2 separate regions of the Homo sapiens genome follow, and region 2 is linked to region 1. Evidence: chromatin contacts called from ENCODE Hi-C or POLR2A ChIA-PET data. All regions are on one chromosome and are shown on one strand. The core of a region is the stretch at or near the end of the contact, and the rest is flanking DNA. Distances in the headings are between cores, read along the strand shown. Region 1 holds the start of ZNF93 (zinc finger protein 93). Region 2 overlaps LOC105372310 (a long non-coding RNA gene).

Region 1 (4,141 bases), core at 847-3,346:
AAGGGGAAAACTTGGCATTTCTTGGAGACTTAATGGGATACAGTGAGCTTAAGCCTTTCCAAGATCTTACCAGTCAGTCTTCCCTTGTTCATCTTTGAGCAAATATATGGTGGTATTGTGGTGGACCCTTACTGGACACTCTGCCAAGTAACTGGAACGGCACTTGCACTGTTGTCCAGTTGGCTATCCCTTTCACTCTGGCATTTCATCGACTAGAAAAAGAAAAACCACAACACTGTAAAATAAGAGAAGCCCCTTATGTGTCTTTTGACTTTCAAGTTTATTTAGACACAACTGGAGTCCCACGGGTGGTACCTGATGAATTCAAAGCCCAAGATCAAATAGCTGCAGGATTTAAATCAATATTTCCACGGGTAACTATTAATAAAAATGTAGATTAGATAGATAAATCACATCTATTATAATCAATATTAGTTTATTAATTACACCAGAAATGCTGTCAAAGAAATAGCCAACCAATTAAGGCCTACTAGCCAGATAACTTAGAAAAACAAAATGGCCCTGGACATAATATTAGCTGAAAAAGGTGGAGTTTGTGTTATGATTAAAACTCAAATGTTGTACCTTCATCCCAAACAATACTGCCCCCAATAGGAACATAAGAAGGGCCTTACACGAACTTACCACTTTATCCAATGAATTAGCTAAAAATTCTGGGGTCAATAACACGTTTTCAGAATGGCTAGAGAGGTGGTTCAGTAAACGAAAAAAAGTCATAGCCTCAATTCTTACTTCTCTTATAGTTGTAATAGGTGTACTAATTCTTGTTGGGTGTTGTGTCATACCATGCATCTGTGGGCTAGTACAAAGACTTATAAAAACGACACTTACGAAAACCTCCCTTAGTTCTCCTCCACCTTATTCAGATAAACTTTTCCTTTTAAAAGATCAAGTCAAACAACAAAGTAAAGGTATGTTTAAAAAGTTTTAAAAAGCGTGTGGTCGCAGTGGCTCACGCCTGTAATCCCAGCACTTTGAGAGGCTGATGCGGGCGGATCACCCGAGGTCAGAAGTTAGAGACCAGCCTGACCAATATGAAGAAGCCCCATCTATACTAAAGACACAAAATTAGCTGGTCGTGGTGGCACATGCCTGTACTCCCAGCTACTCGGGAGGCTGAGGCAGGAGAATTGCTTGAACCTGGGAGGCAAATGTTGTAGTGAGCCAAAATCGTGCCATTGCACTCCAGCCTAGGCAGCAAGAGCAAAAACTCCATCTCAAAAAAAAAGGTTTTTTTTTAATTATAAAAATTAAAAGGGGGAAATTGTAAAATACAATAAAATTCCTCTTCAAAGGTTTAGTCTTAACTTTCTTGTTCTTTGTTCTCAAACTCAACTTGCTTGTTCTCCATGCCTCCTTGCCCCTAGTTACTGTAACAACCTTCCTTCCCAACAGCTCTAATCAATAATTCACATCTGTTCCCTTGATTACTCACTCTGCAGCCTTCCCACCCTTCAAAACCACACGTCCCACCACTGTGACTTATACATGCCCCTTCCCTTCCTTATTTGGAAAAATATTTACAAATAGCCAATCGGGTCAGTTTAGATTGTGGGGTCCGACCCTAGCCCATGGGGGAGTAACACAGAGGAAGAGACTTTACGTTAAAAATAAAAACCCCTTCCCTCCTTTGTTCAGGGTGCTCTTGCGATCGTGATTAATGCAAACAAAAACCTTTTGCAGAAGTAAATTGCCTTACTAAAAAAACTTTTGCCTGAGTACTGGTTTCACTTTGCGACACCAAACACTTTACTTCCAACGGTATTATTAATATGACAACGAAATACTTCTGTTCACCTTTTCAATACATTCAAAAAGAGAGAGTAAAAAAGAGAATGTTCCCATGCTCTGGGGTGGACGTGGCTCAGCTCAGAGAGGAAGCCCTGGCTGAAAAGGCTGCAGCTTAGGCTGTTACTCTTCTTCACTCAGCCCAGCATGTGATCACATCTTCTGTCACTCAGGTCCTGAGGGGGCGGGACCTTAAGAATTATCCAATCAGGGACGCTGGGCTGGAAACGTCCAATCAGGCAAGCAGCCGGACCGAACAGGGCGGCTTCTGGTTTGGCGGGTCCTTTGTCTCTCGGTGCAGCCGGAGCTCCAGGTCTCCTCTTCACTACTCTGTGTCCTGTGCTCCTACAGGCCCAGCCTCTGTGGCCCTGTGACCTGCAGGTATTGGGAGATCCACAGCTAAGACACCAGGACCCCTGGAAGCCTAGAAATGGTGAGAGTGCCGGTCCGACATCCCAAGCGACGGGGAGGGGCTGGTTGGAACCGGTGGAAAGTGACGGTGGCGGGACTCAGGTATCCCCTTAGTCAGCTCCACAATCTGCGCCGGAGTTCTTGCCCAGCTCGGCCTCGGTTCCCTTCAGCCATAAGATGGCGGCTGCGCTTATAGCGCAGCCCCCAGGCGTCCTGTCTCTTCACTGTGCGGTGACTGTGCCCTGGCTTGGAGCCCTCGCTGGGCAGCTGCGCACCCGCAGAGCCGCTTCTCTCCCAGATTGTGCAGAGACCACGGGAGAGTCGTCAGGGGAGAATCCTGACTCGGAGTGCGGGTTCACGAATGGGAAGAGCTTTAGTGGGTTGGGTTCACAGTTTCTCTTTTCTCCTATTAAAAATTTATGGGGCTGGGCAAGGTGGCTCACTCCTGTAATCGCAGCAGTTTGGGAGGCCGAGGCGGGCGGATCACTTGAGGAGTTGTTAGGGCAGCTAAGTTCCTCTTCAGAGACTCAACTTCCTGGTCATAAGTTGTAAAAATTGTAAATCAACCCTACCCCTTCTTTTTCCCCATTCTCCTTTTCTCAAAACATCGCGCGTTTACCCTATATGGAAAAAGTTTGTGTCTAGCCCAACCAGGATCAGCTTAGATTGTGCGGTGGGACCTCAGCCAATATGGGAAGGACACAAAAACCGGAACTGCGTTAGGGTTAAATCCCCTTCCTGGCCCAGCGCGGTGGCTGATGCCTGTAATCCCAGCACTTTGTGAGGCCGTGGCGGGTGGATCACAAGGTCAGGAGTTCTAGGCCAGCCTGGCCAACATAGTGAAACCCCGTCTCTACTAAAAATACAAAAATTAGCCGGGATTGGTGGCAGGCGTCTGTAATCCCAGCTACTTGGGAGGCTGACGCACGAGAATTGCTTGAACCTGGGAGGCGAGGTGCAGTGAGCCGAGAGCTTGCCATTGTACTCCAGCCTTGGTGACAAAGTGAGACTCCGTCTTAAAAAAAAAATAGACATCTTAAAATTTCCTTCCCTTATGTAAATACTGTGTTTGAGTAATTTCACGGATTTTTCAAACACTGAGTTTCAAAAACCAAGTGAATAACTCTGACATGACAAAGCTTGAGCCTAGTGACTCCAAGCTAAGGCTAATATTAAGCCTAAAACAGAAGGTTTTTTTTTTGGACAGAGTTTTGCGTTTTGCTCTTGTTGCCCAGGTGGAGTACAGTGGCGCAATCATGGCTCACTGAAATCTCCACCTCCTGGGTTCAAGCGATTCTCCTGCCTCAGCCTCTCAAGTAGCTGGGATTACAGGCATGCACCATCATGCTTGGCTGATTTTGTGTTTTTAGTAGAGACGGGTTTTCTCCATGTTGGTCAGGCTGGTCTCGAGCTCCCGGCCTCTGGTGATCTGCCTGCCTTGGCCTCCTGAAGTGCTGGGATTACAGGCATGAGCCACAGGGCCCAGCCAACAGGAGTTTATAAAGTCCTATTTAGCTTTTTCTGGGGAGCCTCCCCTGCAGATGTCCCAGCCTATTCACCGGAGCCATGGAAGGAGGCGTTATTCTGAGAGAAGGTACAGAGCCCCAGAAAGCTGGGGCCCCACAAGCAGATGCAGTTAAGGTTAAGATGAAAGGAAACTGGGAGGATCTTTTTTTTTTTTTTTTGAGATGGAGTCTCGCTCTGTCGCCCAGGCTGGAGTGCAGTGGTGCGATCTCGACTCACTGCAAGCTCCGCCTCCCGGGTTCACGCCATTCTCCTGCCTGAGCCTCCCGAGTAGCTGGGACTACAGGCACCCACCACCACGCCCGGCTAATTAAAAAAAATTTTTTTAATAGAGACGGGGTTTCACCGTGTGAGCCAGGATGGTCTCGATCTCATGACCTCATGGTCCACCCGCCTC
Region 2 (4,141 bases), core at 587-3,086, 340 kb after region 1:
TTCTTCTGGGAAATATTTACAAAGAGAAAACAAGTCTTTTCAATAGTGTTATGCAATGCTTTAAAAAAAATGATTAATTGAGGAACGTGGGGTACATTTCAGGCCCTGCTTAGGACACATGTGAAAAATGCTAGGGAAAAATCAGTCCCCTGTGGGGTGTGGAAATAATTAAGTGGCAGGCAATTAGACTGAGGATGCTCTAGTCCTCGGATTCCTCCTTCTAAAATAAAAATCTAAACTCAAGTGCAGTTTTTGCTAAATTACTACATTCGGGAAACAAAATTCAGGCTTAAAAAACCATAAACTGCCAATTAAGCTCTGATTACATAACCAGGAAATTTCCACCTTAATTGTACAAAGAAACTACATAACTATACGTATTGAATTATTGAATATGGTTTTCTTCATCATGCACCTTATCAATGTTTCCTTCAAGCCCCTCCCATGGACCGCAAACTACAAACTATAGCTGGGTGCTCTTGAATGACTGATTAAATTATTTGATATTTTTGCGGTGACTCCCATAATTTATGTATTTATTTATTTTTTTAGACAAAGTCTTAGGCCGGGCGCGGTGGTTCACGCCTGTAATCCCAGCACTTTGGGAGGCCAAGGCGGGCGGATCACGAGGTCAGGAGATGGAGACCATCCTGGTTAACACAGTGAAACCCCGTCTCTACTAAAAATACAAAAAATTAGCCAGGCAAGGTGGCGGGCGCCTGTAGTCCCAGCTACTCGGGAAGCTGAGGCAGGAGAATGGCGTGAACCCCAGGGGGCGGAGCCTGCAGTGGGCCGAGATCGCGCCACTGTACTCCAGCCTGGGCGACAGCGAGACTCCGTCTCAAAAAAAAAAAAAAAAAAAAAAAGGACAAAGTCTTGCTCTGTCACCCAGGCTGGAATGCAGTGGTGTGATATCAGCTCACTGCAGCCTCCGCCTCCTGGGTTCAAGCGATTCTCTCTCCTCTGCCTCCCGAGTAGCTGGGACTAGAGACATTCGCCATCACACTCAGCTAATTTTTCTATTTTCTTTGTAGAGATGGGGTTTCCCCATTTTGCCCAGGCTGGTCTTCAACTCCTGACCTCAAGTGATCAGCCCTTCTCAGCCTCCCAAAGTGTTGGGATTACTGGCATTTCGTACCTGGCACCATACTTTTTTTTTTTCTTTGAGACGGAGTCTCCCTCTGTCGCCCAGGCTGGAGTGGTGGTGCAATCTCGGCTCAATGCAAGCTCCACCTCCCGGATTCCACACATTTTTAATAACAGAAAAGAGAAACTGTGAACCCCACGGACCAAAGCTCTTCCCATTCATGAACCCACATCCCGAGTCAGGATTCTCCCCTGACGACCCTCCCATGGTCCCTGCAAAATCTGGGAGAAACGCGGCGCTGCCGCTGCAGAGCTGCCTAGAAAGGGCTCCAGGCCATGGCACAGTCACTGCGAGAGGAAGAGACAGGAGGCCTGGCGGCCCGGCTGTCAGCGCAGTCGCCATCTTAAGGCTGAAGGGGGCTGAGGCCAACCTGGGCAAGGAGAACTTGGGGCGCACATTGTGGAGCTGACTGCGAAGAGGCCTGAGTCCCGCCACAGTCACTTCCCACCAGTTCCACCCTGCCCCTCTTCCTGTCTCGGGATGTCGGCCGGGCACTCTCACCATTTCTATGCTTCCAGGGTGTCCTGGGGTTTTAGCTGTGGATCTCCCAATACCTGCAGGTCACAGGGCCACAGAGGCTGGGCCTCCAGGAGAATAGGACACAGACCAGTGAAGACGAGACCTGAAACGCCGGCTGCAGCTAGAGACAAAGGCCGCGCCAAAAGCGGAAAGCCGTCCTCGTCGCTCCAGCTGCGTGCCTGATTGGACGGTTTCCAGCCCAGCGTCTCTGATTGGATAATGCTTTAGGTCCCGCCCCTCAGGCCCTGAGTGACAGAAGATGTGATCAGATGCTGGGCTAAGTGAAGAGAGACAGCCTAAGCTGCAGCCTTTACAGGCAGGGCTTCCTTCCTGAGCTGACCCAGGCCCCCCCCAGAGCATGAGAAAATTCTCTTTTGTACTCACTCTCCTTTTGAATGTATTCAAAAGGTGAACAGAAGTATTTTGCTGGCATATTAATAATACATAAAATTTTTGTTCAAGAGAAAATCAACGTTTACTTTGTTAGTAGTGTATTATCAATACTAAAGCTAATGTTTTTTTTTTTTTTTTTGAGACGGAGTCTCGCTTTGTCACCCAGGCTGGAGTGCAGTGGCGGGGTCTCGCTCACCCGATTTTCCTGCCTCAGCCTCCTGAGTAGCTGGGATTACAGCTACTATTGTTGAAAAACAATAGACAATCACAAAAACAAGCTGACCTTTTTGTGTTCCTTAAGCCCTGTCCTGAAGAGCCCTGTGACTGGGCTTTATGCCAAACAACTCGTTACTAAAGAGCTGTGGTCCCAGACTGCACCGAAGCTTCATGAGACCTCTCCTCGTCTGTGCACGGACGAGTGGCCAACTCTGGAGCCCAGGCTGTTGCTTCCCTGTCTGGTGGTGAATCCTCCACAGTCTGATGAGGGTGGTGTCTGACTCTGGAGCTCAGGCTGTTGCTTCTTGGTCTGGTGGTGAGTCCTTCATAGTCTGGTGAGTGCGGGTGTCCCACTCTGGAACCCATGCTGTTGCTTCCTGGCCTGGTGGAGAATCTTCCAGCCTGGAGAGTGCGGTGTCTGACTCTGGAGCCCAAGGCTGGAAACTTGGGGACGTCCCAAATCCCGGAATGGAAACTCCCCCAGTTCTCCCCCTTGGCGTGCCCTATCTGGTGAGTTTCGGGGGAACTCATGACCCAAGTCATAATAGGAATTTCAAGCCTCATAAAGACATCATGGTTGAAGCAGAGGTGTTTCGTTTCCAGCAAAGCCCAATAGCAAGCTAACAATTGCTCCTCGAAAGGGTTATAAGCTTTGCTGGCCTCTGGCAGTTTCTGGGTCCAAAACCAGAAATGTACCTCTTCCCATCTTGTTTCTGCCTAAGGCTCCAATTAGCATGTTGATCTAGGACAGTTACTTGCAGTTCTACGGGACCATCCCAAATGGGTCATAGATCCAGGGCCAGTTGCACTGCTTGTTTATCTTGTTCGGAAGCCATGATCTCTTTCTCTCCCCAAAGTCATAGCGTTTTCTGGTGGCTGCATGCAGAGGTTGTAACATGTTACCCAAGTGGGGAATATGATGTCTCCAGAATCCAAACAAGCCAATAAATTTCTGAGCCTCATTTTTAGTGGTAGGGGTTGCAAATTCTAGTATTTTAGGCTTAGCCTTTGGTAAAATGAATTATTTCCCTGCATTTCATAGGATGCAACCAGCCCCTATCTTGACACATTATCTTATAAGCAGTAAGGAAACACCATCCACTCTGGGAGATCCCCTCAGCGTCTCCTTTGCTGACTGGAATTCCCTGCAGCACTTCACGCACAAAGGTCTAAATTGCACTAATTTAGATTCCCAATTCTTACAAAGTCCGGTTCCCCTTGACCATTCAATTGCCAAGGGAGAGAACTGGGGGAGTTTCCATCCGGGGATATGGGAAGTCCTCGAGCCTCCCGCCCTGCCCTTGTTGCTAAAAAGTGGCACACTTTTGTTTTTGAATCCTGTTTGTGACACCAAAAGTGTTCTGTGCGGGAAACGCACGAGGGGGAGAAGGAAAGACACACACACAATACCTTTAAGGGTAAACAAGCTTCATTCCACGTAAATAGCAATGCAGATATAATAAGCAAATTATGTAATAAGCAAATCAATATAATAAGCAGATTGATATAACAAGTAGATTGATATAATAAGCAAATTGCAATGGGAAGAGGAGAAAGGAAAAAATATATATATATTTACACTCACCAGACTATGGAGGATTCACTACCAGAGTGGGAAGCAACAGCCTGGGCTCTAGCATCGGACATTGCACTCACCAGACAGTGGAGGCCTCACCACCAGATGGGAAGCAACAGCTTGGGCTCCAGAGTCGGCCGCTCATTCCTGCACAGATGAGAAGAGGTCTCATGAAGCTTCAGCCCAGTCTGGTATCCTAGCTCTTTTGTAACTAGTTGTTTCGCATGAGGCCTAGTCACGAGGGCCTTTCATGACCCGGCACGAGGAACATAAAAATGTCAACTTGTTTT

The links. A loop is a pair of places that touch in the nucleus more often than their neighbours do. ChIA-PET counts read pairs that join two places held with the same protein, here RNA polymerase II (POLR2A). Pooled maps may share reads with other maps.
Region 2: a map of mammary epithelial cell shows a loop between it and region 1 (5-fold over the local background). The contact joins the enhancer-like site here to the promoter of ZNF93 in region 1. A Hi-C loop is called at or near these places in 1 of 168 maps with a recorded cell type or tissue (mammary epithelial cell) and 8 of 50 pooled maps. POLR2A ChIA-PET finds 5 or more read pairs at or near these places in 7 of 52 experiments (Panc1, WTC11, activated CD4-positive, alpha-beta T cell and 2 more).

Annotation. Positions count from the first base shown.
Region 1 is chr19:19,898,850-19,902,990 of GRCh38, forward strand. ZNF93 (zinc finger protein 93) reads left to right here and starts at 2,097. Exons shown (of 4, transcript NM_031218.4): 1 at 2,097-2,242. The coding sequence starts at 2,240. RefSeq lists enhancers at 2,067-2,666, 2,201-2,750, 3,299-3,848.
Region 2 is chr19:20,236,640-20,240,780 of GRCh38, forward strand. It overlaps LOC105372310 (a long non-coding RNA gene), which reads right to left. Exons shown (of 7, transcript XR_007067164.1): 2 at 3,861-3,998; 3 at 2,343-3,151; 4 at 1,649-1,911. Among named protein-coding and RNA genes, the nearest start is that of ZNF486, 71 kb to the left of the region's middle. RefSeq lists enhancers at 1,046-1,556, 2,068-2,586. Within about 2 kb of position 1,837, at least 17 of the 41 ENCODE cell types and tissues checked have a DNase peak (open chromatin) inside an H3K27ac peak, as active enhancers do; they include Panc1, where a contact is called at or near this core.